Linked DNA regions of Mus musculus: regions 1 and 3 are each linked to region 2. A link is a loop called in an ENCODE intact Hi-C map of the cell type or tissue named here. Cell type or tissue: heart. All regions are shown on one strand.

Region 1 (8,000 bases), 550 kb before region 2:
CAGGCACTTTACCCACTGTTTTCCCCAGCCCCTCCCCGCCACTCCACTCTGCCAGGTCACTAAGATACACAATCACTTTGAACCCTGACTGAAGCTCAGGCTCAGTTGGAAGCCTGTTCCCATCAAGACCAGTTTCAAAAGCAAGGAGTTGGTGAGATAATTGTACATCTATGTGCGTAGCAACATTATTCATAAAAACCCAAACGGTCAAGTCAGGTGATCCCAGGTGAAGGCGGGAGGATCAGGAGTTCAAGGGCATCCTTGACTATACAGCAAGTTGGAGGCCAGCTTGCGATGCTAAGATCCTGTCTCAAAAAAAGCCGGGCGTGGTGGCACACGCCTTTAATCCCAGCACTTGGGAGGCAGAGGCAGGCGGATTTCTGAGTTCAAAGCCAACCTAGTCTACAGAGTGAGTTCCAGGACAGCCAGAGCTATACAGAGAAAACCTGTCTCGAAAAACCAAAATAAATAAATAAATAAATAAATAAATAAATAAAAAATAAAAAAGGTGTCTGGGAGTCAAGTGTGTGTGTGTGTGTGTGTGTGTGTGTGTGTGTGTGTGTGTGTGTGTTGTATCAGTGAGGTGGCCAAACTTGACGAACTGAGTTTAATTTTTGGGATCCATATTTTAGAAAGGGAGAGTTGAACTTTTCAAATTGCCTCTGACTTCCATACCGATGCTATGGCACCCCCACTACCGCCACACTAAAATAAAAAAAAAATCCTTTATTTATCCCTTACTTATTTATTTTGAGGCAGGTACCTCTGTGTAGCCCTGGTTGTCCTGGAACTCACTCTGTAGATTAGGCTGGCCTCGAACTCAGATATCCACCTGCCTCTGCCTCCCGAGTGCTTGGATTAAAGCAGCAGGCTTTAAAATCTTTTAAAAAATAAGGGAGCAGATTAAAAGCCGAAAAATCTGAAGCAATCCACTACGCATTGATAAATGAATGGATCAATATAATGTGGGGAGCTGGAGACGTGGGTCAGCTGGGACAGTGCTTGCCTAGAGCCATGGTTAATGTTAGTGACAGAGTCGCCTGGGCGTTGGGCCTCGGACATACCTGTGGGGGAGTGTCTTCACCATGTTGACTGAAGTGGGAAGACAGGGCAGCTTTCCCGATGGCCCCTTTCCTGCAGTCCTGGGCTGTGTAAGATGGAGAGAGGAGCAGTGTTTGCATTCATCCCTCCGGGCTTCCTGCTTGTGGATGCCATGGGACCAGCTCGCTCTAGCTCCTGCTGCCTTGGCTCCTCTACCATGATGGTGTACCTTGAACTGTTTTAAGCTAGTTCAAATCCATCGAGGCAGGGAGCAGAACAGTTGCAGCCAGGGGGACGGGAGAGTAATACGCTCACATCTTTTACACCATATATCATATCACCTGCTTATGATGGAAGAGCAGGATTTAGCCCTAGACTTCCTTACATTACGAACTCTTCTCTAAACTGCTCTCTTCTCTTCCTCACAAAGCTTTCTCCAACCCCTCAATATAATTCTACCACACTCACCAATTTTGTTAATTGTGACCATGAAAACATACTTCACACATGGGACATACGTGGTCCTGTGAACACATTTTTTTTTTCTTCCTGCGTACTGTTTTTGCTTTTTGGTTTGTTTTTTGAGATAATGTTTCTCTGTGTAGCCCTGGTCAGCCTGGAACTTGCTCTGTAGACCACCAGGGTGGCCCCGAATTCAGAGATCTGCCTGCCTCTGCCTCCCAAGTGCTGGGATTAAAGTCGTGCACCACCACCTTCAGGCCTAGTTTTTTTTTGTTTTTGTTTTTAAAGTCTATTTTGTTCACAGAGTTCAGTGAATTTTAGTGAATACTCACACCTCTGTAAGCATCACCCCGATCAAGGTATGGAGTTTCCTCCAGCAACCTTCCTCCTGCTGTTCTGTGTTCAACTTCATCACCTTGGAAGAATTAAACAAACCAGCAAAACCCTGTAACAGGGCCCCAAATCTTAGTAGGCTGAAAGATCTTACCACAGTTAACTCAATGGTGGAAATACCATTTAAGCTGTAAAACTTAACACATAGACAGTACCACCTGCCAAAACTAAAACAAAGGCTTAATCCATTTAAGTCCGTAGTTTTGGGAAATGGACTGACCTTGCTTTTTGGCTTCTGTAGTTCTGCTTCTGGCTAACTGAAGCTTTTAAAAAAGTTTTATTTATTATTTCTAAGTACACTGTAGCTGTCTTCAGACACACCGGAAGAGGGCATCAGATCCCATTACAGATGGTTGTGAGCCACCATGTAGTTGCTGGGAATTGAACTCAGGACCTCTGAAAGAGCAGTCACTTCTCTTAACCACTGAGCCATCTCTCCAGCCCCCCATCTCCCCAGGCCCCAAGTAAATACTTTCTATTGGCTTAAACCCATGCCTGCATTCTTCTCTGGTGAATATCTCATAGCCCCCCAACATCCTATACATCTCAACATCTCATGAATAAAACACCCACATTCACAACATTAGAAAGAACTGACCAAGCCGGGCAGTGGTGGCACATGCCTTTAATCTCAGCACTTGGGAGGCAGAGGCAGAGGCAGGTGGATTTCTGAGTTAGAGGCCAGTCTGGCCTACAAAGTGAGTTCCAGGACAGGCTGGGCTATACAGAGAAACCCTGTCTCGGAAAAACCAATCCCCCACCCCCCTCCCCAAAAAAGAAAAAAAGAAAAGAAAGAACTGACCTAGGTTGAAGAAGTGTTATGCGCCTGGAGATGAGAGGCATGGAGGAGGAGGCATGGTGGCGAGCATGTGCAGCCTCAAGAAAGAAAATAAACACGGCTTGGAGGCAAGAGCGAGTCCACTTTGACTCAAACCAGAAATTCCTCATTTCTCTCTATTTTATTACCGTGGAAATTCGTGCACTCTTTATTTCCCCACAGTCCAAGCAGGGCCATTATGAAGCTAGTTTCCCTAGCTCTAGGGATAACTCGGGGCCATATACATTCTGGGCCAGTGCTCTAAAGGTTGAGTTACAGAGCACAGGATAATTAAGTGATCATTAATTAAGTTGTACTTCAGAGTGTTCCCCTGTCTCAATTAGGTAGTAAGCCCTCTGAAAGCCGGAATTCCATAATCCACCCCTTGTCCTGCAGGGAGAGTGAATGTTATTAGTTGAAGTGACTAGTGTATGGGGTGAATATTGAGAGTCCTTGATGAAAACGGTCGGGCTCAGAACCCGAAGTCAGGCGGATATGCTGGGTCGCACTCCCAATCGCAGGGGGCGCTCTAGGTCAGCCTCGCGATCGGAGCTGCGGCGCCGCTCTAGCCTCCAGGACGTCGCTCTCTGGTCTTGAGCCGGGGACAAGCGGCTGCTTTTTTGTCCTGGTGCGGCGGGAGCGCGCAGGGCGCGTGCGCACGCGGGGGTGTTTGGCTTCGCACGGAGCGTGAGAGGTGCGGGGCGGAGAGGCGCGAGGCGGCTGCGGACCCACGGAGCGGCAGACCGATCGGCCCCTGCGGCCCGCGGCGGCCAGGCGGCCCGAGATGTTGTCTGGGAAGAAGGCGGCGGCGGCGGCAGCGGCAGCGGCGGCGGCGGCGGCTGCTGGGACCGAGGCCGGGTCCGGGGCGGCGGGCGGTGCCGAGAACGGCTCTGAGGTGGCCGCGCCGCCCGCGGGCCTGACGGGCCCCACCGACATGGCTACGGGGGCGGCGGGCGAGCGCACTCCCCGAAAGAAGGAGCCTCCGCGGGCCTCGCCGCCCGGGGGCCTAGCCGAGCCGCCGGGGTCTGCTGGGCCCCAGGCGGGGCCCACAGCCGGGCCCGGCTCCGCGACGCCCATGGAGACCGGAATAGCCGAGACCCCGGAGGGCCGACGGACCAGCCGGCGCAAGCGGGCCAAGGTGAGGCCGTGATCGAACCGCTGGTCCCGGGGACCGGAGTGGGGCCGGGGGAGGGGAGGCCCGGCCTTTGTGCGGGGACCCGGTGTATCGGGCGCTGGAGGGTGTGACCCTGATGGTCTGACTGGGAAAGATGGCTTCCCGACGCGTTTGTCTACCTGTGTGTCTGATGTGTGCGGACGGCGGACGGCTTCTGGGTTGTGTACACCGGGGAGATGGGTGTGATGCTCTAAGAGTCAAGCTGCATGAAAAGAAAGAGACTTTTTCTTTGTTTTTGAAAGGTCTTGCTGTACGCCAGGTACGCGTAGACTCTTATTTCTTTCTTTCTTTTTTTTAAAGATAAAATAATAAAATATACAAAAACCAATCGTTTATTGTGCGTGTGCGAGTTGGGGTCATAGGATAGCTCGCCTGAGTCCTTCCTGTCTTTCCGCCATGCTAAGGAATCGAACTGAGGTTGTCAGGCCTGGAGGCCAGCGCTTTCTTGGGGCCCGGGTAGACTTTTTCAAATTGTGGAAGCGAATGAAGAATACCAGTTGGACACGGGGCGAATATAAAGATAAAGATTTGGCATCAAATCCAACACTATCCACAGATAACCTCTGTCTCACACCCCAGTATGCCAGATGGTGCATTTGGCACAGGGCCAGCGTTTTTCGTTTTCCCAAACACCACTGGACTGGTATTGTTAGCTTCATTTTAAGAATGAGTAAAAAGAGGTTTGCAGTTTCAGAGTTTGGTGTTTTGACAAGGTGTAATTCGATATTGAAACAAACAAACAAACAAACAAACAACCCTCTGGGTCAGTAACCTTGCTAAGCATTGGTGTGGCTTTATTGCACAGTATTAGCCTTAACCAGAGATGCTTAATCTGATGGGGAAATTGGAAATACATATGGGTTTGTAATAAATACAAGAAGTAGTCTAAGGGGCTGGAGAGGTGGCTCAGTGGTTAAGACTGCTGACTGCTCTTCCAGGGGTCCTGAGTTCAATTCCCAGCAACCACAACCATCTCACATCTGTAATGGGATCTGATGCCCTCTTCTGGTGTGTCTGAAGACAGCTACAGTGTACTCAGATAAATAAATCTTTAAAAAAGAAAGTAGTCTAAGGATATGGCTGAATGGCACAGGACTGGCCAAGCAGAATTGAGAATTTGTGTTTCTGTTTGTAGCACTGCAAGATAAATACAAGTGTTAAGTAGTGTGACTTAGGTAGCTTCTTGTACATTGTTCTCTCCTGCTGTGCTGGGGAGTTGACTCTCTTATGTGCTAGACAGGTTCTCTACTATAGCCCCAGTCCTCCTTTTTATTTTGAAACTATATTGGCCCTAAATTTATCTTGTGGCTTAAACAGTGCTTGAACTTGTGAACCTCCTGGGTCAGCCTCCCAAGTGACTGGGATTCTAGACCTGCCTCAGTAGGCCTGGTTTGTTTTGTTTTTGATTAACAAATATCTTGTTATGTTGCTCGTAAGATCTCAGATTCCTATGCTCAACACATAGTCTGACCTAGGCTTCCAGAGTGGTCCCTACACTGTGCCAGGCTGCTGGGTATCATTTTCCAGGGCGGTGGGATGTGTTACTGGAGAGCCTTCAGCTTCCTGCTTGAGACCTTCATACTCACTGCTCAGTCATTTGGATTTGGGGGAAAGGCCTGTTGGGGGAGGAGGGATTATCAGACATGCATTAGAAAGGAGGAGTATTGGGGATACTGGAATAGTTTTAGCAGAGATGGAGAGGAAGGGTCAACCAAAACCAATGATGTATGAAAATGCTATAAGGAAACCTACCAAACATGTTCTTAAAATCCACAAAACTAGAATCCTCTTAAAACTGAAGAAAGTGCATGTGGGAAGGCAAAGGCACACAGTGACGCCCTGCCCCCAAGATAATCTGAATACATTTCAAACCGCCTGCGTTAGTTTGTTTGTTTGATTTTATTAAAGGCATTAGAAAAGCACAGAGGTTGACTTCAACCTTGGACATGAAGGAAGGCAGAGTCCAGTAGGAACCCGTTTTATCAAGTCATGTCCAGAAACAGATAACTTAAAAACAGATTTGAGGTCTGGAGAGATGGCTCAGAAGTTAAGATTGCTGGCTGTTCTTCCAGAGGTCCTGAGCTTAATTCCCAGCAACCACATGGTGGCACAGAACCATCTATAATGAGATGTGGTGCCCTCTTCTGGCATGCAAGCATACATGCAGTCAGAACACTGTATACATAATGAGTGAATGAATGAATGAATCAATCTCAAAACAGATTTGAGATAATGTGTCAATGTTGCTTTTAAATTATGTAATCTGGGGCTAGAGAGATGGCTCAGCGGTTAAGAGCAGTGACTGCTCTTCCGAAGATCCTGAGTTCCAAATCCCAGCAACCATATGGTGGCTCACAACCATCCATAATGAGATCTGACACCCTCTTCTGGAGGTCTGAAGACAGCTACAGTGTACTTACATATAATAAATAAATACATCTTTAAAAAACTCATTAAAAATAAAATAAATTATGTAATCATAAGATAAAAACACCACCACAGTCAGTTTAGAACATTTCATTGTTTCCCAGAGACACCTGGGTTTTTTTGTTTGATTGTTTTTTTTTTTTTTTTTTTTTTTGAGACAGGGTTTCTCTGTATAGCCCTGGCTGTCCTGGAACTTACTTTGTAGACCAGGCTGGCCTCGAACTCAGAAATCTGTCTACCTCTGCCTCCTGAGTGCTCTGATTAAAGGTATGTGCCACCACTGCCTGGCTTCTACAGAGGTACTTGTATTCTAGTTGTCTTTTCTCATCTCCCTACCTCCAGCTCCTGGCAATCACTGGTCTACAGTCTGACTGTATGGAGTTACCTGTTCTGAACATTCTCTATGCAGTCTCAGTATATGTGGCTCTTTGATTTTTATTTATTTGTTTGTTTGTTTATTTATTGCCTTTAGTATGGACCTTTTTTTGGGGGTGTCTCTCTCTCTCTTTTTTTTTTTTTCAAGACAGGGTTTCTCTGTGTAGCCCTGGCTGTCCTGGAACTCACTTTGTAGACCAGGCTGGCCTTGAACTCAGAAATCCGCCTGCCTCTGCCTCCCAAGTGCTGGGATTAAAGGGGTGCGCCACTACAGCCCAGTTTTTTTTTCCTGTTATGTATAAGGTAGCTGTGAACAGTAATGTAAAACATGCAACCATGTGTTTTCAAGTCTCTTGTAAGACTGTAGAGGAATTTTTTTTAAAGATTTATTTATTTATTTATTTCATGTATGTGAGTACACTGTCACTATCTTCAGACACACCAGAAGAGGGCATTGGATCCCATTACAGATGGTTGTGAGCCACTATGTGGTTGCTGGGATTGAACTTAGAACCTCTGGAAGAGTAGTCAGTACTCTTAACCACTGGGCCATCTCTCCAGCCCTGTAGAGGAATTTTAATCTAGCAATATGACTGCTCTGGCAAGGGATCACATTCAGAGACCTTCTAGGTCTGTGTGAGTCAGCTGGAAAGACATCACTCTGTCTGAAATAAGACATTCCCCTTAGTACACACCATGAATCCCAAACAGTGTGTAAAGTCAGTTTGTAGAAGGAAGAGCCGTCTTTGAGAATGACATCTAATTGCGAGTCAGAAAGACTCAACAGAATGAGTCAGAGATAGGATGTGCCCAACACTCACTAGAACAGCACAGGAAAGCATGGTAACTCAGGAGAGCAGCCCAGGGGGAGGGAGCGAGGCAGTTTTACAGAGACAGGCTGCAGGTGAACATAGACAAGCTCCGGCTTGTCCGGCATGAGAAGGAGCCAGGTTAGAACAGATTGCCAGAATTAGTTTGAGGTTAAGCAGAGCAATTTAGTGAGAGGCCAAGAAGCCAGTTTGAATCAGTTAGCTTGGAGAGGAGTTTGGGCGGGACATGGGTTAAACCAGCCAGCTGTAGTCGAGCATGCACTAGAAAGGGTGAGTTCACTTAGTAAGCCTCTGAGACACAATGACATCTGAGGAAATAAAGTTTACTCTTACATAATACCTGATTATAATCTGTGAACCACATGTGAATTCTGCTTTTCTCTTGTGGGGAATTGCTACCAAGTGTTTTTCTAAAATAGCAGCTACAGTTTCACCTTTTCCTTAGCAATGTATGTGGGTGCTATCTCTCCATATCTTTGTC
Region 2 (8,000 bases):
CTCAGAGATCTGATTGCCTCTATTTCCTGAATGCTGGGATGAAAGGCATGTGCCATCATGCCTGGACCAAAGCTTTTCTTTAATTCTTTTTCACAAGATGGAAGCTTAGCTGGGTGGGATCCTGCCCTGGGGTCACCACTACCTTAATATCTTTAATCTGGTTTTCTCCTTGAACACAAAATTTAGCTCCACTTGACTTCCTCGTCATCCTTTAACCTTTGAGCCATACATTTTGTATTTTTCCTTTCCATGCTTGCTACACTTGGTCAAAACACTCTTTATGAGAGTGAACTACAGGACAGAATCTATTTTAGACTTTTTTGAGATTTTTCTTTCTCAATGCAATTAATCTAAATCTCTTCAATTTAGCCAGGTAGACTATTCAGACAAGGGCAAAAAGCAGCTATATTCTTCACCAAATTATCACAAGAACAGTCTCTATGCCACATACTAAAATTCTTCTCCTCTGAAACCTGTTGAGCCAGGCCACCACAGTTGAAATTACCCTCAGTACCACAGTGGTCTTCCATGTTTCTACTAGTATGGCCTACTAAACCCCACTTGAAGCATTCCACTGTTTTCAAAAGTCGCAAAATCCATATTCCTCAAAACAAAGCATGGTCAGGCCTATCATAGCAATGCCTCAGCCTTGCACCAACTTCTCTCTTAGCTATGATTTTATTGCTGTGAAGAGACACCATGACCAAGGCAACTCTTATAAAGGCAAACATTTAATTGGGGTTGGCTGTTAGCAAACATTTCCAGTCTTGGGGAATAACTCTATTATGGGTAGTCCGGTGACTATTTAACACAAGGGGAATGCACTCTACATGAAAGGATAGCATCTTTATAAAGCCTCAGATCTATCATTTCTATAGGGCACCACATTATCTCATCATAATCGTGATCAGCATCATTAGCAGGCATGTGCTGCACAATTACAATCAGAAAACCGGTGGTGATTTTGTAATTCCAGGTCCCTCCTCTGGCAGGGTACTTGGCTCAAGACTAACCCTTCCTCTTAAAACATGGTCTCCTGCTTCTCCTGGCTCCTTGCTCCACCCAGGGTCTTTGGGGACTTGAGACCCGAAGTGAAAAGAAGTGAAAGGCACAGGGTGGAGCCAGGCTCTGCCTTCATGCCCAGCTGGCTTCCCTCTTTCATCCCATGAGAAGCTCTGGCTGTGAGTCACCAGGTCTGAGTCTTTCTGTTCCCCCTTTTCCAGTGCTACTGGCTTTTCAAGAGCTCCTGTCTCTACCTGGAGCCCTTTCAGTTGCACAGGCAATGTTGCAACCCTTTCAAAAATGAGAGAACAGAATGATCCTTCTGGTTTCCCCATTTCATTCTTTTTTTTTTTTTTTTTCTGTTTCTCAGATCCCTCCATATCCACTCACAACTTTTCCCATTGCTCAGCCATTCTCCCAATCCTCTTTGAAATAGAATACAGGGAGAAGATGAAGAAGAAGGAGAAGGAGAGGAGGAGGATGAGGAGGAGGAGGATGAGGAGGAGGAGGAGGAGGAGGAAATAGAAATTCCCCTCTGGGAGCAGTGTGGGAGAGAACCCAGAGCCAGCAGCAGTAAACTTTTTGGTAATGTCCTGAAGCAGAACTCTCATTTCTTCTTCCCTTGCCACCACTTCTCCTATGGCATTAGGAATCCTCTCTCTCTCTCTCTCTCTCTCTCTCTCTCTCTCTCTCTCTCTTCTCTCTCTCTCTCTCTTCTCTCTCTTCTCTCTCTCTCTCTCTCTCTCTCTCTCTCTCTCTCTCTTTGGTTTTTTTTATTTTTTTTTTGAGACAGGGTTTCTCTGTGTAGACCAGGCTGGTCTCAAACTCGGAAATTCACCTTCCCCTGCCTCCCAAGTGCTGGGATTAAAGGCAAGTGCCACCACGCCTGGCCCCATGTGTCTCATTCTGCTCTGTGTTAGGGGTCACTCATAACTGGATTTTTTGGCTTCTTTATTGGGTTCTATTATCTGTTGCAGCAGCAACGGGGAGCAACAACATGGGGAGCAGCAGCTGTCACAGGCCCTCTTGGGCCCCTTGCATTTAAGCTTTCTGAAGTGTCCCCAGAATTCAAAACATAAACATCTACAGCTTGTGAAAATCACACCCCTTCTAGAGCATAAAAGAAATCATAGTTATTGGGCATGGATAATCTGAAACAGCCCCATGTCCCCCACCTGGGATCAAAACAAGAACATAATCACATAACATAACTGGGCTTTAAAAAAACAAACTAGTCGGTCATGGTGGTGCACACCTTTAATCCCAGCACTCGGGAGGCAGAGGCAGGCGGATTTCTGAGTTCGAGGCCAGCCTGGTCTACAAAGTGAGTTCCAGGACAGCCAGGGCTACACAGAGAAACCCTGTCTTGAAAAATACCAAAAACAAAACAAACAAACAAACAAACTGAAATTCTCATTATGTGTAGGTTTGAAAGGTTGGAAATGCTGGGGGGCTTCTGGCCTCCCTGTGTGGGTTAGAGAAGGGTACTGGGGGCAGCAGGAAGGAGAGGGCAGGCCCTTTTTCTACCGAAGGCGTCTGTGTTCTTCTTTGCCCATGCATTCATGTTAGAGAAACTGACTGACTCAAGGAAGGCCAGCATCTGCCTGGGATGTGGATCTTGGTGGTCCTCATCCTTGAGTTCAGCTTCTGAGGATTCAATGTAACCCTGGAAGGGGGCGTGTCCTATAGTCTGTAACTGATGATCTCTTCTCAGAAGCATCTGTAAGCCATTGTCAGATCTCTCTCTCTCTCTCTCTCTCTCTCTCTCTCTCTCTCTCACCTCTGATGTCCTTTTTCTTTTTAGCTACCATGTCTAATACTTCTTTTGGAAGGTGGGTGTTGCTTGGATGTTGTAGGCTTGACTTAATTATAAAAGTAACAACTTACATACTTCACTGAATTACACAGTAACCCATGACACAGAAGTAGCTGTTTTACACAAGGGGAAAACAGACAGAAGTAATTTTAATTAGTAACTAGCTAGTTGGATCAAACCCACACCTGCCTGTATTCACAGCTCAGGACTCTTATTTTCAAAATTTACTTTTTATTTATTAGTTTATCTGTATTTAAGTTTTTCCTGCACATATGTCCTTGTAAGTGTGTGCCTGGGGTCCTCAGAAGGAAGACAAGGGCATCAGACTGGAACAGCTGATTTAAGCCACTACTCTGATTTGTATACTTGTTAACATAGTTACAAAGTAAAGGGTCTAGAATCTGTATGGTTTCTTTTTATCTTCGCACTTATTTTATGTATGAGTACTCTATCTGCATGTACACCTGCATACCAGAAGAGGGCATCAGATCCCATTACAGATGTCTGTGAGCTACCATGTGGTTGTTGATAATTGAACTCAGGACCTTGGGAAGAGCTGTCAAGTGCTCTTAACTACTGCGCTGTCTCTCCAGCCTCAGCTGATTTTTTTGTTTTTGTTTTTGTTTTTGTTTTTCGAGACAGGGTTTCTCAGTCTAACCTTGGCTGTCCTGGAACTCACTCTGTAGACCAGAATTCAGAAATCCACCTGCCTCTGCCTCCCAAGTGCTGGGATTGAAGGCGTGCGCCACCACTGCCTGGCGTCTCAGCTTATTTATTTATAAAAATTATTTTATTTATATGGGTGTTTTGCCTGTATGCACACATGGCCTGATGCCTGTAGATGCCAGAAGAGGGATCTGTCTCCCTGGAACTGGAGGCACAACCAGTTTTGAAATACCGTGTTCATGCCGGGAATTTTGTTCTTAACTGTAAAGCCTTCTCTCTAGCCCTTTGCTCAACTGATTTAATGGACTTTGGGCAGTGACATCACTCAAGAACCACCAGGTTCTGAGACTGTTCTTGGAGTCATGGACTCAAGAACATACCAGCATCGGACAACCCACGACCTAGTCTTTTGCCCAAGATGACTGCAGTTTCGAGGACAGTCCACTAGAGGTGGCAGCGCCACGACAGCTATGCCTCTCTTTCCCCCTCTCCCCTCGTTTGTCTGCCTAGAAGAAAAGCCCGCCTCCTGACCCATAAGGCCACGGGGCCGGAAGTCTCCCTCTCTCTTCCTGTTCTCCACCATGGCGGTGAGTAGGCGAGAGTTGGCTTTGCCTCGCTTTCATCCGTCTCCATCCGCAGTCGGCGGAGCCCAGGGCGGCTGTCTCGCGGGTGGCCGGAGGAGGACGGAGCCCGCGAGGCTGTTGGCATTAAGCCCGGCGGGACTGGGCGGCCGTGGGGCACCCCCGCCGCATCGCCGCCCATCCTAAGAATGGGGCTCAGGTCTGCAGCCCCGAGGGCCCAGACGCAGTGTCTGGGGGCTGCCGGAAGTGCGAGCGCGACGTGCGGAGGTCCACGGCGGGGCCAAGGGGACACTTGCAGCTTGTGTGGTGCTGGGGAGTTTCTGCGAGTCCTACTCGCAGGACCCGTGCTAGCTTGGGAAGGGGGACGGCATGGCGCAGAGGCCGGTACTTCCTGTAGTTTTGATTAGGGTTACATTGTATACTTTCTACGATCTCTAGTGTCTGTTCCCTACTCGTGGATCCGCTTGGGATTCAGGCTCTCTCTCTGTGTTCGTTCTCTTCCAAACGCGGAGACCTTGGTGGTCCCGAGGGCTTAGGCGGGATCCGGGACGATAGAAGTCAGAGCGGAGAAGACCTTGGCTGTTTCTCGTCTCTGACGGGGCGGGAGGGTGTTGATGGCTGTGTCCCTCTTCGCAGCAAGATCAAGGGGAAAAGGAGAACCCCATGCGGGAACTGCGCATCCGCAAGCTCTGCCTCAATATCTGCGTCGGGGAGAGCGGAGACAGACTGACCCGGGCAGCCAAGGTGTTGGAGCAGCTCACAGGCCAGACCCCGGTGTTCTCCAAAGGTGAGTGGCGGTGGGCTGACCAGAGAGGAGTGGATCTGGAAAGCTTGCTTCATCTGACCGGAGCACGGGTGCAAATGGACTTATAACGTGAGCTGTCGTGGGCCTGGTTGACAGCTAAGAACAGGGTTAATACCGTACACTGTTGGCATGAGGTCCTATCCATGCTTTTATTTGTATTTGTGTGTGTGTGCATGGGTACTCTGTTTGCATGCATGCCCACATGACAGAAGAGGGAATCAGATCCCGTTTCTGTTGGTTGTGAACAACCGTGTAGGTCCTCAGAACCTGTTAAACCTCTGAGCCATCTTTCCAACACCCCCCCACCAGTGCTTCTTAACTTCTGGCTCTGCCTCAACTCACTTAAAATGAATTGTGATTCCCTTGTTTGGCCACATGACAGGAGTTACCTTGCTAGAAACATGGAGTCTGTTGCTAGTGTGGTTGTGGGTGGTCTGTGATTGGGTTTGGATACTGTTTCTTAGGACCACAGTCAGCATTTTGAAAACACTGGCTTTTGTCAGTTTTAGTCTCCCAATTAGAGCATAATCATTGGTTGGGCCTGATAGCCCACAACTGTAACCCCATTACCCAGGCTGAAGCAGGAGGATTGCTGCCAGTTCAAGGCCAGCCTGGGCTACATTTGAGATTTTTCTCTCTCAAGGAATGTAACAGTCTTGCTAACCTGTGTCTGTTACTATGGCCATGCTGTTTGAGGTTCTTAGTATGGCTGGGTAAATTAGAGATGGAAAGCTCTGTTTTCTGTGTTGTGGACGATGTTGACTGACACGCTAGATGCCGTGCAATGGAAATAAGACATTACCTGCCTCTTGTGTCCCCGTCCTGCAGCTAGATACACTGTCAGGTCCTTTGGCATCCGGAGAAATGAGAAGATTGCTGTTCACTGCACAGTCCGCGGAGCCAAGGCAGAGGAAATTCTGGAGAAAGGCCTGAAGGTGAGGCTGGTGGGGTGGAGGCTGCTGCATTGTCAGAGATGGGCTATATATACACACATACAGTGCCTTGGCGTTTCAGAGATGACTGTTCCTGGATTTCTGTCCTTGGGATTTTCTCTGCTCTTTGGAAGTGGGGATCGTTTGATGGCATTTGTAGCTGGGGCATGACTTGGTTAGGGGAGGGATACCTGTGCTCCTAGCTAGGACTCACAGAGTTTTGGTTTTGCTCTGGGCCTACTGGGTGTTGATCTGAGCTCATGTTGGGCTACTTGAACATGATGGATAGCATGGTCACTTCTGTGTCCATTCAGGTGCGGGAGTATGAGTTGCGGAAAAATAACTTCTCGGATACTGGAAACTTTGGTTTTGGAATTCAAGAACACATTGACCTGGGCATCAAATACGACCCAAGCATTGGGATCTACGGCCTGGACTTCTATGTGGTATGTGGACTTCTCAGTCCCAAGCTGCCTGTGGGGAGAGGTGGCTCCTCTGTCGACGTCCACACATGCTGTCCTGCTGTTGGGATGGGGAGCTGGGTTGAAGTCTCGTGTCTTGTCTGCCTGTGTGTCCCCCTCAGAAAAGGGCCTTGTAGCAAGTGTAGAGGTTCCGGGGTTTATTCCCTGCCGTTGCAAAGCTCTCTGGGTCATCCTGGGCTGCATTTGCCCTTCGAATTTGCTTCCCTGTCTCCACTCATCTCCTTAGCCTGGGGCACAGGAGTTCTGTGAGGAAGTCATGGAAATGTGGGGGGTGCAGACTGCTCAAATGGGGATTGTCATGTGGGAATGGCCGTTATCATAGTGGAAAGCGCTTTGGGGGGGTATGCTGCTTTTGGCGACTTAAATTTTTCCACATTGCACATGTAAGTTTTTGTTTTGAGGCAGGGTCTTTGATTTACAGCCTAAGCTGGCCTTGAACTCCCTGCATGTATATCTGCACCATGTGTGTGCCTGGTGCCTGTGGAGGCCAGAAGAGAGAGGACAAGGGAATCACATACTGGAATTGGGACTGGAGTTACAAGGATAGAGACCAGTTGAGGAGGAAGCCTGCGGGGCATGTGTGTGTACTGCCTGGTGTGTTGTCTGGGTAGCTAATGACAGTTCTGTCCAGCTGAGGTACTAGTCTTGATGACTTGAAGGTCAGTCTGTAAAGTGTGAGTCTTGTCTGTTCACTGTTGAGCCAACTCTGAGCTGGCTGGGTGACTGTTGGTTATTCTGGCACAGGTGCTGGGTAGGCCAGGGTTCAGCATCGCAGACAAGAAGCGCAGAACAGGCTGCATTGGGGCCAAACACAGAATCAGCAAGGAGGAGGCCATGCGCTGGTTCCAGCAGAAGGTAAAGCCGATTGTCCCACGTGAGCTGGTGCTCTGTGGTGCTGGGGACTGGTGTTGGGATGGGAGCTCTGCAGGTACAGTGCTGTTTGGTGGGTAGCTTGTATAAAGATGGAATATCTGGGCATTTTGGTAAATGCCTCCTAGGGTTGGTGTTTGAAAAGGTCTTGAGTGTAGGTATCTGGAGTCAGAATTCTCAGACGTTAGTCTTTGTTGCAGTTCTTGCTCTGACCTTGTTCTGAAAACATGCAATTTCTTCTCTTTCAGTACGATGGAATCATCCTTCCTGGAAAATAAACTTGATCCAAAAAGCTAATAAAATTTTCTCAGAAATGCATGTTACAGTTGTGTGTTTGTGAAAGGCGCGTGGCCTCATTCAGATCCTGGGACCACAAGCACTTAAAGAAAGCCTCGATGAGAATTGCTGGTGGCGGCGGCAGCCTGCGTCCTGGACTCCAGTGTCTCCCCACAGCTGAGACTGAGCATTGAGTGCCCTGTGGGTGGGCTGTGGTGCAGAGGTCCTTTAAGTGGGTTTTGAGAGGTATTGGGTTGGTTAGGGTTTGGATTTGGTTGTAATTAAGGGCTGGGACAATGTCCCAGTCCCAGCAGGTGTCCCTTGTTTGTGACTTGGTGTGTGGTGAAGGGACCACAGCTTCTGGTGTGGTGGTAAAGACTATTTTGGCTTTGTTCATAGTTGAGTTGCATTTAAAATGACACAGTTGGGAGGGAGGCCTTGTTAGGAAGGAAGTCTCACAGGCAAATTGTCGGATTAGTCCTCCCTTGATTAGCTATGGTAACCTGGAGCAGATCTGTCTCTTTCACGGAAGCAATCATCAGACAACTACTAGGCGTGTGAGCACTTGAA
Region 3 (8,000 bases), 66 kb after region 2:
AGAGAACTAGCCAGGAATGGGCATGGATTTTTGAAACCTTCAAGCCCCCCTCCCCCATTGACACATCTCCTCAGACAAGGACACACCTCCTAAACCTTCCCAAACAGTTCCACCTACTGGGGACCAAACTATATGAGGCCATGGGGCCATGTGGAGTGGAATCATTCAAACTACCAAAGCCTCTCCTCTCTTACTTGTCTTTGTTCATGTTTCTTATCACAGGATTAAAAAAACAAACCAGACCACTGCACAGAAAACCAGGAAACTGAATGACATCATGTTTCTTCAATATTCTGAATGAGCCGGGCATGGTCGCGCACGCCTTTAATCCCAGCACTTGGGAGGCAGAGGCAGGCAGATTTCTGAGTTCGAGGCCAGCCTGGTCTACAGAGTGAGTTCCAGGACAGCCAGGGCTACACAGAGAAACCCTGTCTCGAAAAACAAACAAACAAACAAACAAACAAACAAACAACAAATTCTGAATGAATTTATCCACAGCCAAATAACCAGTTTCACATCTTCAGTACCATGCGCCATGTGTGCCTGTGTGGCAGCCAACCTCTGAGGTGGCCTCTGACGAGCTCTGCCATCTTTATGATGCAGTTTCTCACACCCTAAACATGTCTGCCCCCATGGAACCATGGGCCACTGCAGACCTGACAGCGTGGGATGACCAAGCTTAGCTCATAAAAGACACTGTGGCTTCTTCTGCCTTGCCTTGTCTTGGGTCACTTGCTCTGGTGACAGCCAGCTACTGTCAGATTATGGGTCCACTTGAAAAGGAAGCCAGGCCTGCACAAACTTTCTCTCACCTGAGTCTTCTACCTTGGACCTTTAGGTGACTTCAGGCTCCTGAGAGACCTCAAGTCAGAAGCCACCCAAGGAAGCCACGCCCAAATTCTTGACTCAGAAACTGTGAGATAATAAGTCTTAATTGTTGTTTGACGCCATTAAACCAGGGAGTTATATAACCAAAGAGACCCAGTTTTAACTGAAGGGAGGTGGGCAGACCTCAGGTATTTTTATAGCCTAAGCAACAAAGCCTGTCTCTCCATCTTTGAATTTGGACTCATCTATGAAACTGGTTTTGACTAGGGAATCATAAACAAACCACAGAAGCAGAGGTTAAAAAGCGACTGTGCTTAGCCAGGTGTGGCAGGCAATCCCTGGGACCCCAGTATGCAGAAGGTGGGGGTAAGAGGAGTGAGTTGAAGAGGCCAGCCTGGGCTATCTAATGAGCCTCATTAGATACAAAATACAAAACAGGTACCAACCAGACTACAGATCAGGCCAAAAAGGTGGTTCTGGTTCAAGAGTAGAAATGCTTGCCACCAAGTTTGATGACTGTGTTAGATCCCCTGGAATTTATATGGTAGAAAGAGAGAACTGACTCCTGTGAGTTACACACACACACACACACACACACACACACACACACTTTAAAAAGTAAAAAATGTGATCCTGGAAATTTGGTGAACTCCTCTTATATCTAAGCTAATGTCCTCCCTGCTAGCGCCATGGGTCCCACATCCCAGATAGCCAGCCTAACTAGACTCAAGGTAATCCCAGACTTTCAGCGCCTGAGACTGCAGCCCAGGAAAGAGCTACCCAGCTAATCACAGACTGATGGGAGAGACAGTGCTGTTTAGAGCTCCGTTTGGGGTGAGTGTTCAGCCTCTAGCTAATTGACTCAACACAAAGACTTCTGGGTGTCGCCCCTTTCTCTCCTCTAGGGAGTTCTGGAAGGATGCGTTTCAGGATTCCTATTGGTTGATCGCAAAACTGGGTCACTTCCTAACCTTGTCTGGACTCAGCTTAATTCACCTCTTTCGGTCTCTGTTTTCAGCATCTGCAAATTGGAGATCACCCAAGTTTGAGCCCCTCCCCCTTAAAGTTCAGGGGAGCTGGCTCGTGGGGAAAGTAGGATCCTTGTTCAGATCCCAACGCCCACGTGAGAGCTGGACTGAGGGCCTGTGGTCCAGTGCGGGCTGAGGGCATGTGTCTGTGGCCCAGTGCGGGCTGTGGGGTCAGGAGGACTCTCCAGGGAGTCACGGCCAGCCTGTCTAGCTGAAACAGTGTATTTCAAGTTCAATGAGAGACCCTGTCTCTCTTGTTTTAAATATTTATTTATTTTATGTATAAGAGTACACTGGCTAGGCAGGGGGGTGGTGCACACCTTTAATCCCAGCACTTAGGAGGCAGAGGCAGGCAGATTTCTGAGTTCTTGGCCAGCCTGGTTTAAAGAATGGGTTCCAGGACAGCCAGGGCTACACAGAGAAACCCTGTCTTGAAAAAACAAACAAAAAAAGAGTACACTGTAAGCTGGAGAGATGGCTCAGCACTTTTATATATATGGTGAGTGTTCTCATCATATATGTATAATAAATAAAATGTATATGAGTACACTGCAGCTGTCTTCAAACACCAGAAGAGGGCATCAGATCCCATTACAGATGGTTGTGAGCTACCATGTGGTTTCTGAGAATTGAACTCAGGACTTCCAGAAGAGCAGTCAGTGCTCTTAACCACTGAGCCATCTCTCCAACTCTGACTTTCAGTTTTTTTGACTTCGACTATGAAAGTCATTCCATGTGAACACAAGACTCAAAATGGAAATCAAAGGTCCTTGTCATATCAGATGGGATGGCAGCCTGAGGGTAGGGGTTCAGTCACCTGCCCAGCACCACACTTCTAGTAAGTACCAGTGTTTAGACTGCACAGAGGTAACGAACAAATTGGATACTTCACCTGTGTTAGCCATTCACTGCACTGTGTTGTCTGTTTTGGTTTTGAGACAGGGTCTATGTGCCTAGTATGGCCTTGAATGTGAGATCTACCTCTCCATTGCCATTGCTGGTCCATTGCCGGCTTTCCAGCAAAAATCACCACACCCATGTGTTTTGCTTGTTTGTTTTTCAAGACAGTTTCTCTGGATAGCATTGGCTATCCTGACACTCATTTTATAGACCAAGCTGGCTTCAAACTATGAAATCGGCCTGCCTCTGCATCCTGAGTGCCAGGACTAAAGGTATGTGCCACCACCTTACATGTTGAGTTCTTCTTTTGCGGGGGGTGAGGGGGTGTTTCGAGACAGGGTTTCTCTGAATAGCCCGGGCTGTCCTAGAACTCACTTTGTAGATCAGGCTGGCCTCGAACTCAGTCTGCCTCCCGAGTGCTGGGATTAAAGGTGTGCTCCACTGTGCCCGGCTTCTTTTTTTTTTTTTTTTTTTTTTCCCTTAAGATTTATTTTATGTATATGAGTACACTGTAGCTGTCTTCAGACACACCAGAAGAGGGCATTGGATCCCATTACAGGTGGTTGTAAGCCACCATGTGGTTGCTGGGAATTGAACGCAGGACCTCTGGAAGAGCAGTCAGTGCTCTTAACCACTGAGCCATCTCTCCAGCCCACATGTTGAGTTCTTGAATCACATTCTTCCCTTACTATTCAGTGTGACTACTCAACAGATACTATCCTGCCCACGGAACAGAGAAAAATGACTCAGAATAGGAAAAGGTGATATTTTCCTAGTGTCACACCGTCAGGGACAGACCCAGCATTCTCACCCCAGGTCTGGTGGTGAGTATACCTTCTATCAAGAAGGTAGCTATGGGCTATGAAGATGACTCAGCGGCTAAGAGCATTTGCTGTGGAAACACAAGGACAGAGTTCAAATCTCCAGCAGTCACATAAAAGCCAAGCACAGGCCCAGCAGCAAGCCCAGCTTTGGAGGGTGGAGCCTAGAAGCTCGCTGACCATTTAGCCTAGTCTAAATGGTGAGCCTCGAGTCCGGTGAGAGACTGCATCAAAAAAATATGATGCTGCTGAGCAGGATGGCCCATGCCTTCAATCCCAACGCCCCGGAGGCGGAGGCAGATGGATTTCTGTTGCGTTTTATGCCAGTCTGATCTACACAGTGAGTTCCAGGCTCAGTAGATAGTTCCAGCCAAAACTAGGTAGTAAGACACTTTATTAAGGGAAAGAGCGCGATAAGCCACAGAAGACACCAAATAGATAGATAGATAGATAGACCCATGATAGATATATAATAAATGTAACTAATTAAATCTAACACCAGATTTGGTGGTGCGTGCCTTTAATCCCTGAATTTGGGATTTGGAGGCAGGAGGGTCAGGAGTTGAAGGTACATAGATCATCTGAGGTCAGCCTGGGGCACATGAGAAACTAGCTTAAAAATATGGAAGGAAAGGCGGAGAAAGGAGACAGAGAAGGAAAAGAGGCGGGAGAAAGTAGGGGGTAAACAGATGAGGTTAACAGGGCGTCAGGGGGAGAGAGGAGGCAAGCTTTGCTGTGCTGTCGGCCCCGCCTTATCCACCACGCCGGAGAAAGGTGGCCGCTAGGGAAGAAAGCGCACGCTTTGGCTCGGGAGGGGAGGATTCGCGTCCCTGCCACGCGTCCCCAGCCCTACAGTTTCCACGCTTGAACGGTACCACTGAGCGACACCGCCAGCGTCCAGCTCTGCTGGCGCAGGTCCACGTCAATCCCTCCCGGCCCCGCCCTCTGGGCCGCGCGCGCATGCGCCGCGCAGGGGCGCCTTTTACGACGCCTCGGTGGCGGCGCTTGGCGGTCGTCGCGGAGCCGAGTGAGCTCCGGGTGAGCGGCGGTGCCGAGGGAGTCACAGGCGAGCCGGCGGGCGGCGTCGCCATGTCGCACGGCCACAGCCACGGCGGGGGCGGCTGTCGCTGCGCCGCTGAGCGCGAGGAGCCGCCCGAGCAGCGCGGCCTGGCCTACGGGCTGTACCTGCGCATCGACCTGGAGCGACTGCAGTGCCTCAACGAGAGCCGCGAGGGCAGCGGCCGCGGCGTCTTCAAGCCGTGGGAGGAGCGGACCGACCGCTCCAAGGTGGGCGGCCCGGGAGCCCCGGGGCCTCGCAGGGTAGACAGACAGGGAAACTGAGGCCCAGAGGAGCAAGGTGGGCGCTTTACCTCCCTTCCGAGGCGGCGAGGGCATGTGAGGGAGGAGAGCAGAGAGGACTGCTGTCTCTTCCTCTGACCATTGGTCCAGATGGCTGTCCGATGGCCTCACCTGGCCTGGGGTCGCGATCCGTACTTCTAACCTGGAACCCAGACCCCTTTGAGAGCCATTTGAAGGTTCTCCAGAAGGGTACACAGAAGCACTGGTCTTTTGAGTTCGCAGCCTGGGAAACCCCCATTAGAATCCCTCTAAGAGGGGCCGTGGTGATTAGAATATGGAGACTGAGCAGCTCCCAGCTATGAGGACCTGGGCGCGGGTTGTTGGGACAGGTCCATTTGCATCGCGACTCAGTTTGTAGAACAGGGAGGCCAGATGCCTGAAATTGTAGTTTCTCAGCAGATATCTGTTGCTTCCTCCCCATGCACCGCAGTTTGTTGAAAGTGATGCGGACGAAGAGCTCCTGTTTAATATTCCGTAAGTATCTCCTTGGCTCTTGCCTCAGGCAAACTGGGCTGTACCCAGTTGTCTCTTCGGATGACTTCATTTGATGGCTATGTCAAGAGTGCACACCTGTGTCTAGAAATGGGGTAGATTTTCTTTGGTGGGTTTGAGAAAGTAAGTATAGGAGCTTGTGTGTGTGTGTGTGTGTGACTACACATGCATTTGTCGAATTATAATTGAGGTGATTACATTTCTTGGAGGTATGGAATGACAGGGTCTTTGAAAGGACTACAGGTGGCAGATGAGTCAGCTGAGCTAAAAGGGAAGGGTCTTGTCAGAGTCACATGGCTGCTGGTCCTCAGGGTTCAATCCCAGGTAGACAACCTTCTCTTTGGAATTCTGGCAGGTTTACGGGCAATGTCAAGCTGAAAGGCGTCATCATAATGGGCGAGGATGATGACTCGCACCCCTCGGAGATGAGACTGTGAGTAGTGAGGGCTTCGGCCCTCGGGAGACTCCCACCTAGCTTTTGCTGGTATATTTTATTCCAGGGATATGGAGATGGCTCAGTGGGTTAGAGGGCTTGCTGCATCAAGTATGGGGGATCAGAGTTCAACAACAGGTTGGCCTTGTTCTTAGTTACATTGAAATGCATGTAGTGCTTCTTGAATTAATTACATAAATAATTTAAGATGTATGTATATGTGTGTGTGTGTGTGTATATATATACACATATACATACACACACACACACATGCGCGCATGCGCCTTCATTTTTGTGACAGGATCTCTTGTTTTCTGAACTCCTACCTCCCAAGTTACAGATGGGTGCCACCATGACGTTCCTTTGAGACAGATTCTCCTTATGTAGACCAGGCTGTCCTGGAAGTCACAGAGATCTGCCTTCCTCTGTATTCTGAAAGCTACCCTACCCAGCTGACTTTTTTTGTGTGTTGTGTGGTGCTGGGGATAGAACACTAGGCCTTGTGAGTATGAGGTACCTGCTCTACCACTGAGCCTCATCCCCAGCCCGATGACTGTCTTGGTGTGAACATCCTTGGGGCCAGCTGCTTATCTCTTCCAAGTGCTGACATGGCACCATTCACTGAGAGAGTGCAAAGCTGAGGCCGGCTGGTGATGACTTTGCAGTTTCCTTAACCTAGCTGCAGGTCCCAAACGGTCTTTTTCTTTTTTAAAAATATTTACTTATTATTATACGTAAGTACACTGTAGCTGACTTCAGACACACCAGAAGAGGGCATTAGATCTCATTACGGATGGTTGTGAGTCACCATGTGGTTGCTAGGATTTGAACTCAGGACCTTCAGAAAAGCAGTCAGTGCTCTTACCCGCTGAGCCATCTCTCCAGCCCCCGAATGTTCTTTATGGCTCCTCTCACTGTACACAGTTCCCATCTTTACGCTGTTGTGCTGATGTGGAATTGCTCCATCCGCATCTGTGTGGCTGCAGCAAAGTTCCAGATCTGTTGTTGCCGCCATTGGTAATCCTCCCTTCTGGAGCGTTTGCCTGATTCTGAAAGAAGAGGAATCTGTTTTGTGAGTTCTGAGAAGATACTGAAAATTGTCAAGACAGGGCTAGGAGCATAGCTCAGTCACTAGCTTGCTTGCCTAGCAATCACAAGGACCTGCGCTGCACCTCAGGCCTCGGGTGAAAATGGTTATAGAGTGTGCTTCTGATAACCCCAGTGCTGGGAAACAGGAGACAGGAATCCCTGGAGCTCACTGGGCAGCCAACCTCAGCTGATTGGTGAGCTCCAGGCCAATACGAGGCCCCATTCAAAATAAGGGGGATGGCATTCAACCTAAGGTTGTCCTCTAGCTGCCACACAAGCACACAGACATAAATACACATACACACGAGTGGAGAGATAGCTCAGTGGTTAAGTATATTGGCTGCTTTTTCAGAGGACTAAGGGCCCACATGATTCTCAGCACTCACATGATGGCTCACAACTATCTCTTAATTCCATTTCCAGGGACTCTGACACCCTCTTGTCCCCTGAGGGCACTAGATGCACAAATGAGGTGCACAGGCATACATGCAAGCACTCAGATACATGAAATAATAAATGAAGGGACCAGAGATAGAGGGCTCAGTGATTGAGAGCACTTAATGCTCTTGCAGAGCAAGTGGCTCACAGTTGCCTGTAGCTCCAGTTCCAGGGCATCCAGCATCCTTTTCTGGCGTCCTTGGTCACCTGCATGCACGTGATACGTGCACACACATAATAAATTTTTTTAAAAGATTTTATTTATTATTATATGTAAGTACGCTATAGCTGTCTTTAGACACAGCAGAAGAAGGCATCATATCTTATTAGGGATGGTTGTGAGCCACCATGTGGTTGCTGGGATTTGAACTCGGGACCTTGGGAAGAACAGTCAGTGCTCTTACCCTCTGAGCCATCTCACCAGCCCCCCACATAATAAATCTTAAGAAAAAATATAAGCTAGGTAGAATATTTCATGCCTATAATCTTAGCACTTGGAAGGCTAAGATAGGATTGCTGAGAATTTTAGACTAGTTGGGGCTATATAATGAGCTCCAGGCTGATCTGGGCTACGGAATGACACCCTGTTATAACAAAACATTTGTAAAAGTT

What was found. Hi-C counts contacts between places; a loop is a spot of excess contacts. Peaks named below come from ENCODE experiments on the same cell type or tissue, not always from the same donor. Only the 100,000 strongest peaks of a DNase experiment are listed, where the experiment ranks them.
Region 1: a loop joins it to region 2, with 10 times the contacts of the local background. A loop is called at or near these places in 8 of 42 quality-filtered maps.
Region 3: a loop joins it to region 2, with 2.4 times the contacts of the local background. A loop is called at or near these places in 10 of 42 quality-filtered maps.

Annotation. Positions count from the first base shown.
Region 1 is chr4:136,598,083-136,606,082 of GRCm38, reverse strand. It overlaps Kdm1a (lysine (K)-specific demethylase 1A), which reads left to right and starts at 3,360. Exons shown (of 20, transcript NM_001347221.1): 1 at 3,360-3,851. The coding sequence starts at 3,498. In heart, CTCF peaks have their summits at 3,225 and 6,037 (motif pointing left); DNase peaks (open chromatin) are centred at 3,312, 3,882 and 4,482; H3K4me3 peaks cover 2,565 bases; H3K27ac peaks cover 1,646 bases.
Region 2 is chr4:136,049,419-136,057,418 of GRCm38, reverse strand. Rpl11 (ribosomal protein L11) reads left to right here and starts at 4,026. Exons shown (of 6, transcript NM_025919.3): 1 at 4,026-4,071; 2 at 4,702-4,852; 3 at 5,699-5,805; 4 at 6,117-6,248; 5 at 7,029-7,139; 6 at 7,403-8,000. The coding sequence starts at 4,066. The coding sequence ends at 7,432. In heart, a CTCF peak has its summit at 3,931; DNase peaks (open chromatin) are centred at 4,008 and 4,728; H3K4me3 peaks cover 3,243 bases; H3K27ac peaks cover 2,179 bases.
Region 3 is chr4:135,983,802-135,991,801 of GRCm38, reverse strand. Pithd1 (PITH (C-terminal proteasome-interacting domain of thioredoxin-like) domain containing 1) reads left to right here and starts at 4,558. Exons shown (of 6, transcript NM_025411.4): 1 at 4,558-4,864; 2 at 5,367-5,410; 3 at 5,784-5,861. The coding sequence starts at 4,667. In heart, a CTCF peak has its summit at 4,589; a DNase peak (open chromatin) is centred at 4,531; H3K4me3 peaks cover 2,460 bases; H3K27ac peaks cover 2,123 bases.